Regions from separate parts of the Homo sapiens genome. Here regions 2 and 3 are each linked to region 1. The links are chromatin contacts, found by Hi-C or POLR2A ChIA-PET in ENCODE. All regions are on one chromosome and are shown on one strand. Each heading gives the region's core, a stretch centred on a gene start or an enhancer-like site at or near the end of the contact. The rest is flanking DNA. Distances are from core to core; before and after follow the strand shown. Region 1 overlaps ATM (ATM serine/threonine kinase). Region 2 has its middle 28 kb from the start of EXPH5. Region 3 overlaps DDX10 (DEAD-box helicase 10).

Region 1 (3,282 bases), core at 502-3,001:
AAACCTATGCTGGGACACATCATTATTATCCAGAGTCCAAGGTTCACTTTTGGTGGTACATATGCTATGGATTTTGACAAGTGTTTTGACATTTTTAAAGATCTTTTTCTGTATCTAATGAGATGGTCATATTTTTTTTTCCTCTGGGAGAGAATGGTAACAATTTTTCACTATTACAGAATCATACAGAATACTTTCACTGTCAGAAAAATCCTCTGTGCTTCACCTTTTCATCTCTTCCTTCTTGTAAACTGTGGGAACCATGGATCTTTTTGCTATCTCCATGGTTTAGCCTTTTCCAGCATGTCATATACAGTTGTGCGTCTCTTAACAATGTGGATATGTTCTGAGAAATACATCATTAGGCAATTTCTTTGTTGCGTGAACGTCATAGGGTGTATTTATACAAACTTAGATGGTATAACACTACGCACCTAAGCTATATGGTATTACTGCTCCTGCACTACAAACCTGTGCAGCATGTTACTATACTGAATACTGTAGGCAGCTGTAACACAATGGCAAGTATTTGTGTCTCTAAACATATATAAACATAGAGGAGGTACAGTAAAAGTATAGTATAAAGGATAAAACATGGTACACCTGTCTAGGGCACTTAACCATGAATGGAGCTTGCAGGACTGGAAGTTGCTCTGGGTATGTAAATGTGTGGTAATGTAAAGGCCTGGGATACTATATACTACTGTAGAATTTGTAAACTCTTATTCTGTACCAAATTTAAAAATTTATGTTTTTCTTTCTTCAATACTAAAGTAACATTAGCTACTATAACTTTTTTACTTTATAAACTTTAAAAATGTTTAAACTTTTTGACTCTTTTGTAATAACACTTAGCTTAAAATACAAATGCATTGTACAGCTGTACAAAAATATTTTTTCCTTATATACTTATAGATGTTTTTTCTTTTGTTCTATAAGCTTTTTAAATGAAATTATTATTACTCTATTTTTTCCTTTAAACTTTTTTGTTGAAAACAAAGACACAAACACACACATGAGCTTAGGCCTACATAAGGTCAGGATCATCAGTATCACTGTCTTCTGTCCCTGCATCTTGTCCCCCTGGGAGATCTTCAGGGACATGCACAGAGCTTTCATCTCCTATGATAATGGTGCTTTATTCTGAAATACCTCCTAAAGGACCTACCTGAGACTGTTTTACTGTTTTGTTTTGTTTTGTTTTTTAAGAAGAAGAAGGAGGAATATAGTATAAAATGGTGATAAAAAGCATAGTAGAGTAAGTACATAAACCTAACATTTTACCAGTAACTTAGTCATTTATTATCATTATCAAGGTTTATGTACTATACATGATTGTATGTATTATACTTTTATATGACTGGCAGTGCAGTGGGTTTTTTTTACACAAGTATCACCACAAATGCTTGTGAGTAATTTCTTGTGCTATGACATCACTAAGTATTTAAATAGGAATTTTTCAGTTCTGATACAATCTTACGGTACCACCTTTTCATATTGCCATTTGTCATTGAATAGAATGTTGTTATGTAGTATGTGACTGTGGTTGGAATCATAACAGTATGTATCATTTTCAGATTGCCTTCTTTCATTTAGTAATATGCATTTAAGGTTCCTCCATGTCTTTCTCTTTCTTTCTTTCTGTCTTTCTTTCTTTCTTTTTTTTTTTTTTTTTTTTTTTTTGAGATAGGGCCTCACTCTGTCACCCAGGCTGGAGTGTGGTGGTGAGATCATGGCTCTGCAGCTTCGACCTCCTGAGCTCAAATGATCCTCCCACCCCCTTCCAAGTAGCTGTGACCACAGACACAAGCCATCACACCCTGCTAATTTTTCATTTTTAGTAGAGATAAGGTCTTATTATGTTGCTTATGCCAGCAGCTTGAACTCAGCCTCCCAAAGTGTTGGGATTACAGGTGTGAACCACCGTTCTCAGCTCCTCGATGTCTTTTTATGGCTTGATAGGCTGAAGTGGGAGGATCACTTGAGCCCAGGAGTCCAAATCTAGCCTGGGCAGTGTAGTGAGACTTCCGTCTCTTAAAAAAACAAAAAACAAAAAAAAGAGGACCAAAGTTACTGATATTAGAAATGAAATGAGATCTAATTGCAGATCCTATAGATATTCAAAGGATAATAAGGAAACACTATGAACATCTATTAATTTAAATGGGCCAGTTCCTCAAAACCATACATTATCAAAAGTCATCCAATATAAAATAGATAATTTGACTAGTCCCATAACTATTAGGAGAATAAATTGAATCCATAATTTAAAGCCTTTCATAAGACAAATTGGGAACAAGATAAGGATGTGCACTCTCACCACTCCTTTTCAACATTATGTTGGAGGTTCTAGCCAGGGTAGTTAGACAAGAAAAATAAAAGGCATACAGATTGGAAAGGAAGAAATAACACTCCCCTTTGTAGATGACATGATTGTCTATATATAAAGTCCCAATATACACAAGTATAACATTGTGAATAATGTTATTTGGGGACTGGGCACAGTGGCTTACACCTGTCATCTCAGCACTTTCGGAGGCTGAGGCAGGTGGATCATCTAAGGTCAGATGATGGCTTCCTCTAAAACAGGACAGATTTACTTGTAGCCTATTGATTATAAAAAGCTTGAGGTTTCTCTGTTATAACTCAGTCCACTGTTTTCGCAGTGTCAAGTGTCCCATTTCACCTTGCCTTTGGTACTGGGGAACTGATGCAAAAATGAAGGTAGTCTGGCTACCATCATTACTGGGAGAAATAAACTGTCCTTTTTCTCTTATCAGGAATCTCAGGTTTCCTGCTAGCACCCAGGAAACTGTCATGCTAATTTGTTAGGTTACAAGTAGATAAAATCTCAGCCAGGCACAGTGGCTTATGCGTGTAATCCTAGCACTTTGGGAGGCCAAAGCAGGTGGATCACTTGAGCCCAGGAGTTCAAGACCAGCCTGGGCAACATGGTGAAATCCTGTCTCTACCTAAAATACCAATCAGTTGGGTGTGGTGGTGTGGGCCTCTAGACCCAGCTACTTGGGAGGCTAAGGTGGGAGGATTACCTGAGTCTGCTGAGATTGAAGCTACAGTGAGCCGTGATCTTACCACCACACACCAGTTTGGGTGACAGAGTAAGACTCTACCTCAAATAAATAAGAAACAAACCAAGCAGAGTAAAATTTCATACCCTTCATAGGTCTCAACACATTTTTTGCATATTATTAATCAAACAGTATTATTATTTTAAAAAACTGTGGAGGCCAGGCCCAGTGGCTCATGCCCATAATCCCAGCA
Region 2 (3,345 bases), core at 160-2,659, 380 kb after region 1:
AATTCTGAAGGCTACCCTATTCACAAATTGTTTCCTTTTTTTTTTTTTTTGCTCAACTAAACTCCATCAAATTTGACTTGTCTCAAGTTTCCTTTTAACACTTACATACCACTGTTTCTTACTTGGATCTTTAATGATGACTTGAATTGTTTTAATTTAAATGTTACTTAATATGTACAAACAAAAAATTAGGTACAAACTTCTGATTCATGTAGCTTTATTAAACTATATGGGCAATAATTTTTTTAAACTTAAAAATTAAAAAAAGAAAACTAAATAACCTAAAAATCTATTTACCAATATGTATGTCATGAAACAGAGGGTATAGTGTTGCTGAAAGAAAACAATGAACTAGGTTTTTAAAAAAATCAGCCATTGGTTACTTTAATGAAATATTCATTTTAATACTGTATCCTCCCGATGCAACGCTAATGAATAAAACACACTGTTTTCAGAATTTTTTTAACTGCATACTTACTACTATACATAGTAGTCATGAACTGTTGAACTTCTGTGTACAGAAGTGAAATTTATGTAACCTATCTACTCATTTATGACAATATGCCTTTTATAGTATTTGCTGTGTGATGACTCAATTCTTCTACCAGTTATCTCTATCTGACTACTTGTAAAACTTTCTCTCACTTCATGCCTCCACTTGGATTGAAACCATCATTCATATATTACATTTGCTTCTTGTGTTTTTTTCTCATTGGTTTATAACAATCAAAGTAGTTCATGACTCCACTGTATCATATCATTTTCATACAAGCAAATGGAAGTCTCAATGGATTAACTTTTCTATAAAACTAAAGTTTTTTTCTATGAAATTGCCTTTAATTTTGAATTTTCACTTCAATGAAATAAGTTTGATTTTGGTAAAAGAATGAAACATCAGTACTACTTTGAACACAGTTAACTGTCATTTTAAAATCAAGACATAAAAGCAACCACAGATGCTTGCCAAGAAATTAAAAATTCAATGCTAAACATGTAGTTCTAACAACAAAGAGGACTAAGATAACACAGAATCTTCTCTCGTAAACCTCAAAATGCTGGATGCAATGTAGCTATTTAGAGGTACAATATAATTATATGTAACTACATAGAGAAAGGAAACTCCCCATACCAGAAATGGAAAAAAGATGTGAAAGCCTTGTGGTAAGCACACAGACTGACTCTGCAATTTTACACTTAGAAATTAACAATGCTATTTAAGACCATAGGTCTTAAGCCTATGCAGGGACACTGAGAGCGATGTGCCTGTGTGAAAGAATGACTAGAAGAACTCTCCCCATAGTCTCAGGGAGACTCAAAGGAAACATGTCAATGCCTAGGTTTTTGGGCAGAAAACAACATAAGCTCTTTCAAGAAATTAAAACCCCAGGTACTCCATGGACAGATGTGGAATTTCCTGTATTGTCCAGAAACTCCCCGAGTCACAAAGTTAATGTAAACCTCAACTTGACAGTATGCCAGAAGCAAAAATTAAATAAACAAATAGCTGGGCATGGTGGCTCATGCCTGTAATCCCAGCACTTTGGGAGGCTAAGGCGGGTGTATTGCTTGAAGCCAAGAGTTAGAGACCAACCTGGCCAACATGGCAAAACCCTGTCTGCACTAAAATAAAAAAAAAATTAGCCAGGCATGGTGGTGCGTGTCTGTAGTCCCAGATACTCAGGAGGCTGAGGCATGAGAATCTCTTGAACCTGGGAGGTGGAGGTTGCAGTGAGCCGAGATTGCACCACTGCACTCCAGCCTGAGTGACAGAGTAAGACTCTGTCTCAATAAATAAGTAAAAAATTAAAAAATAAATGTATTACTCTGTTTTCACGCTGCTATAAAGAACTGCCCAAGACCAGGTAATTTATAAAGGAAAGAGGTTTAATTGACTTCCAGTTCTGCATTGCCTGGGAGGCCTCAGGAAACTTACAATCATGACTGAAGGCAAAGGGGAAGGAATGAATCTTCTTCACAGGGCAGCAAGAGGGAGAAGTGCTAGCAGGGGAAATGCCGGGCACTCCCAAAACCATCAGATCTTGTGAGAACTCACTATCATGAGAACAGCAAGGGGGAAACTGCCTCCATGATCCAATCACTTCCCACTGGGTCCCTCCCACGACATGTGGGGATAATGGGGATTGCAATTCAAGATGAGATTGTGGTGGGGACACAGACAAACCATATAAATAAATAAATAAACAAACAAATAAGCTACTTTACAGGGTACTTCCAAACCCAAGGCTACAAAGAAAAAATGATCCCCAGTGAAATGACAAAATACAGGAGGAAATAATCCACCATGTGTGAAAGTTATCAGATTCAATAAACAGCAGTTATATACTCCCTCCCAAGCACTTCAGCTTATAGCACTATAAAATAAGTATGTTTAAAACAAGAGATAAGAAAGAATAGGAATTACAGGAAAATAAGATCAAAGTCCTACTTTTAAAAAATAAAATTTCTAAAAATTAAAATAAAAAAATACAGCTACACTAATTCTTAAATAGACAATTCATGACCTGAAATTTAGATCTAAGGAAATATATACAAATGTGACTCTCAAAAGCTTGAGAAATGGAAAATATGAAAGATAGTTTAAGAGATATGGAAGAAAGAAGAAAAATGTCCAGTGCCTATCTAATAGGAATTTCCAAAGGAGAGAATGAAGAGTGGGAGAGGCAGTATTTCAAATGATAATGTCTGAGAATTTTCTTAAATTAATGAAAGACATGAATCTTCAGGATAACTAATGATGGAACACCTCAAATGAAAAGAAAATATTAAGACACCCAAAGATTTTTAAAACTTAAACTAAAAGAGAACATTAGTTAAAATGACAATAGACTTTTCAACAGAAATTATCAAATTCAGAGTCAATGGAATAAAAGTTGCAAAACTGTCAACTTAGAATTCTATCCCCAACTAAATTATCATTCAATTGTCAAAATAAAATAAGGCAAAATAAAAATATTTTAATACAAAACAGAGAAGATTTACCACTCACATTCCTTGCTAAAAGAGCTAAAGAAGGATTTACTTTAGGCAGAAACAATTTGAACAAAAAGGGAAGGATGAAGGCAAAGAGGGGTTGAGTGATCAAGGAGAAGGAAGATACTGGTTTTGACTTCTTGCCTCATTTCTTCCCCATTCCAGAAGGGCTTCTATGTTCCTTTCTATTCTTATTTTTTCTATTTTTAATTTTTTTTGTAGAAACAGGATCTTACGATGTTGCCCAGGCTGGTCTCAAACTCCTGGGCTCAAGCAATCCTCCCACCTCCCAAAGTGCTGAGATGACAGGCACGAGCCACTGCACCTGGCCTGTCCCTTTCTATTCTTATGGTT
Region 3 (3,095 bases), core at 496-2,995, 490 kb after region 1:
TACCTATTTTTAAGGATAGACGAGATATAGAAAAATCAAATCATACATAAAATGGGAATAATACTATCATTTGCACATATAAATGAGTATATTCCCTGTGGGAAGACTAAGCACTTTTCCAGACACTGCTGACTTTGTTGAAATTTTTGTTGCTCATGTTTTAGAATTGTCTTTGTAGACACCATACCAGACACAGAAGGGAACTGGCTTTGTTACTTATAACTTATCCTCTTTATCTTGATTATCTTTTTTTCCCTTTCTTGTCTCTCTGGAAAAAGAAGATTTGTACAAGAACCAAATTGAAACTTGGAGCCAGTAGGAACCCATTGGATTGTAGATTTTATGGAATATGTCTAATAATCATATCATTATAATTAAGACCATAATTATTTGGCATTTTACCATATACTGAACACTTTCTGCATAAGTTCTCATTTTTCCTTATGACAAGAAAGGTAGCTATTAAAATTTCGGAGGAGGAAAGGAAGGCTTTTAAGTGACTTGTCCAAGGTCACAGTGGTGAAGTTAGCAGTTAAACCTATTTGTGATGCTAAGTCACATTTTCTTTCTCTGCTGTCGTGCCTACCATTATTTGTGTGTAGTTTGCTTTCTGTAATTGGGTAATGTCAGTGTAATTGACAGTATTGTAAATAATTTTGGGCTACTCATTGTGTGCGCACACTTGGAGTATAAAATGAATGTTTGCCTTTAGACTTCGGCGTAAATGGAGACGAGAGGTACTGAGTGCCAGGTGCAAGCAAGGCCTTCTGGAATGCTGCCTTGTCACAATCCTTTTCTGTTTGACGAGATCGATGCAGTGAAGGACAACAAGATTTTCTTAGCAGTGGAGAAGTGCCACGAGTGATGAAGCAATAAGACATGTGCAGGAGAGAGCGCAGGTGTAGTGATCAGGCACAAAGGCAGTAAGAGATGGCTGGTTGACCTCCCACCATAGGGAAGAACCTTGTTTTGGCTAATTGTCTTGTTGGGTGTTCAGAAAGTTGACCTCCAGGGAGACAGTGTTAGATAAGAGCATGAACATACAATTAAAATGATTAAATTAAAATTTATTTTTGGAACACTTATTTCCTTAAATGTGAGAATGAAATCTCTAAGCATATGCTTTCTTTTCTTTTTCAGTTTAAACCTTTTTAGAAATGAGACTGGGTAGATTCCATTTTAGCTCAACAAATGTCCTTTTAAAGCTTTCTTAAAAGTAAACATAGGTCAGTTTTAATTAAGATTTGAATGATACCCATAGATTATTCATTGTACCTTAGAGTTGATTCCAGATCCTGTTTACATTGATTTAGTCCTACTTTTTTTTTTTTTTTTAGTAGCTTTTTCTTTTTTTAGTACTGTAAGAACTCACTGTTGGTGTTAAAACACAGATTAGCTAACTTTGAAGCTTATAAGTATACTCTTATAAAAAGATTCCAAGTTCCAAATCAAGATTCTCCTATGTGGGAGCTAGGATGTTTCTGCCTCTTGTCTCTTCACTTTTTCTCTTTCTCTCTTTTTCCCTCCTTTCAGCAGCAGTTACCTAACGGATGCCAGGGACTGTGTTAGGTACTTAGTGACTTTTAGGAACTTGGACTAAGTATTTGTAAAATAAGTACTGGAAAATGATTAACATCTATCAATTTTTTTATAACTTACCATGCACTTTGACTATCATATCTCACTTATTTAAATTCTTACCACAGCCTTGTGTAGTGTTGTTGTCATGTTACAAGTTCAGACACAGGCTTTGACAGGTTCACTTACTTCCTTGCCTAATGTTGCATAGTTAGTGAAGCGCTAGCACTGGAGTCTGTACTTAGGCCCCTCTGACTTGCCTCGGTATGATTGTGCTTGCTTTGATTCCCGTCATTTCTACATTTAGTGGTGGCTTTTAGTGTTCCATTTTCACTTCCCACTTACACTGCCATTCTGCCCCCAGATTCTTATTACCTCATTCTTGGCTCGGGGGGATAAGCTTCATAATTGGTTCTCGTTGTTCTTCTGAGTCATCTTCCTGTGAACCTTGGTCAAATTAGTATTTTTTTTCAAGTGGTTTACCTTCCATGCTACCCTTAAGTTCACCCTTGCAGTTGGGTTTTGTAAGCTAGCCCCTATCCTATTGTCCTGCGAGACCATTCTTCCCAGTTTCCACTTAAACAGTGAAGGATTCCTTCCTGGATTATTTTCTTCCCACTCCAGCATTTCACATCTTTCAAGATGCAGTGCTTATCTTGTCTCTTCTTTGAAGCCATCCCTTACTTCTTCAACCCACTGACCTCTGGATTCCAATGGTCTATTTTGCTAGTATTTTTTTCTTTTTCTTGACATTTCATAATGTAGCCACATGTCTCTTAATTTTTATCTCTTCCATACCTGGTGATTTGTGTTCAGGGGCCTTATGTAATGTTCAGTTGACTTAAACAGAAGGAAGAACTCTAAAGTCAAGACTACTGTACTCCGAATTTTTGCTACCATGAAGTGAAACAATGGTAGCATGATCTCAGATGTTGCCAGCTGAAATAGTTTGGTATATATGCTCATTTGTCTTATAGGTGTCTTTTCTGTTTTTTGGCATCCTGTGCTTAATTCTTTTTTTGTAATCTAAGCTTTGTTCCAATTCAAAAGGAGTTGTTATTGTGTAACATGAAGCTTAGATGCATATATTGAGTTGCTTTATGTATTTTTTTTCCTATTTGAGTTTGGTATGCAGATGACTTCCTGAGGATGTAAATTTTCAGTGGAAAGCTTAAAGCTGGTTTTGGCATGATGTTTATTCTGTAACATGCTGAATCATTATATCAAATATTGAGTCGTTTTCCTTTATCTCCTTCTTTTATACAATATTCAATATTTATAACATCTGCTAACTACTGAATTTTTAAATCTACTTTTGTGGTTGAAGTTTAAACAGCTACTTTTACAGGCCGTATTTATCTTTATTTTAAGGTAGTTACACAGGTAATGAAAGAAATGTGAAATAGGACAGGCTGTTCTTGAAGGTCATGTGAATTGCCCTTTGAACTTGTTATATGATTAGAAATAAGGAGTTTTCAAATTCATAAACAAGTGCTTGTTTATATGGCTCTAACAAA

What was found. Hi-C counts contacts between places; a loop is a spot of excess contacts on that map. ChIA-PET counts read pairs that join two places held with the same protein, here RNA polymerase II (POLR2A). Pooled maps may share reads with other maps.
Region 2: a loop to region 1 is called in a pooled map, with 15 times the contacts of the local background. The contact joins two enhancer-like sites. A Hi-C loop is called at or near these places in 6 of 37 single-sample maps with no recorded cell type and 11 of 50 pooled maps. POLR2A ChIA-PET finds 5 or more read pairs at or near these places in 2 of 52 experiments (GM12878 and activated naive CD4-positive, alpha-beta T cell).
Region 3: a loop to region 1 is called in a pooled map, with 8 times the contacts of the local background. The contact joins two enhancer-like sites. A Hi-C loop is called at or near these places in 1 of 168 maps with a recorded cell type or tissue (HepG2) and 8 of 50 pooled maps. POLR2A ChIA-PET finds 5 or more read pairs at or near these places in 1 of 52 experiments (activated T-cell).

What each region holds. Positions count from the first base shown.
Region 1 is chr11:108,240,085-108,243,366 of GRCh38, forward strand. The region is part of intron 5 of ATM (ATM serine/threonine kinase); the gene reads left to right. Among named protein-coding and RNA genes, the nearest start is that of ATM, 19 kb to the left of the region's middle. Within about 2 kb of position 1,752, at least 3 of the 41 ENCODE cell types and tissues checked have a DNase peak (open chromatin) inside an H3K27ac peak, as active enhancers do.
Region 2 is chr11:108,620,487-108,623,831 of GRCh38, forward strand. No RefSeq gene overlaps it. Among named protein-coding and RNA genes, the nearest start is that of EXPH5, 28 kb to the left of the region's middle. RefSeq lists an enhancer at 1,481-1,560. Within about 2 kb of position 1,410, at least 5 of the 41 ENCODE cell types and tissues checked have a DNase peak (open chromatin) inside an H3K27ac peak, as active enhancers do.
Region 3 is chr11:108,731,791-108,734,885 of GRCh38, forward strand. All of the region lies in intron 13 of DDX10 (DEAD-box helicase 10), which reads left to right. All of the region lies in intron 2 of LOC124902750 (a long non-coding RNA gene), which reads right to left. Among named protein-coding and RNA genes, the nearest start is that of DDX10, 68 kb to the left of the region's middle. RefSeq lists an enhancer at 1,982-2,101. Within about 2 kb of position 1,746, at least 7 of the 41 ENCODE cell types and tissues checked have a DNase peak (open chromatin) inside an H3K27ac peak, as active enhancers do.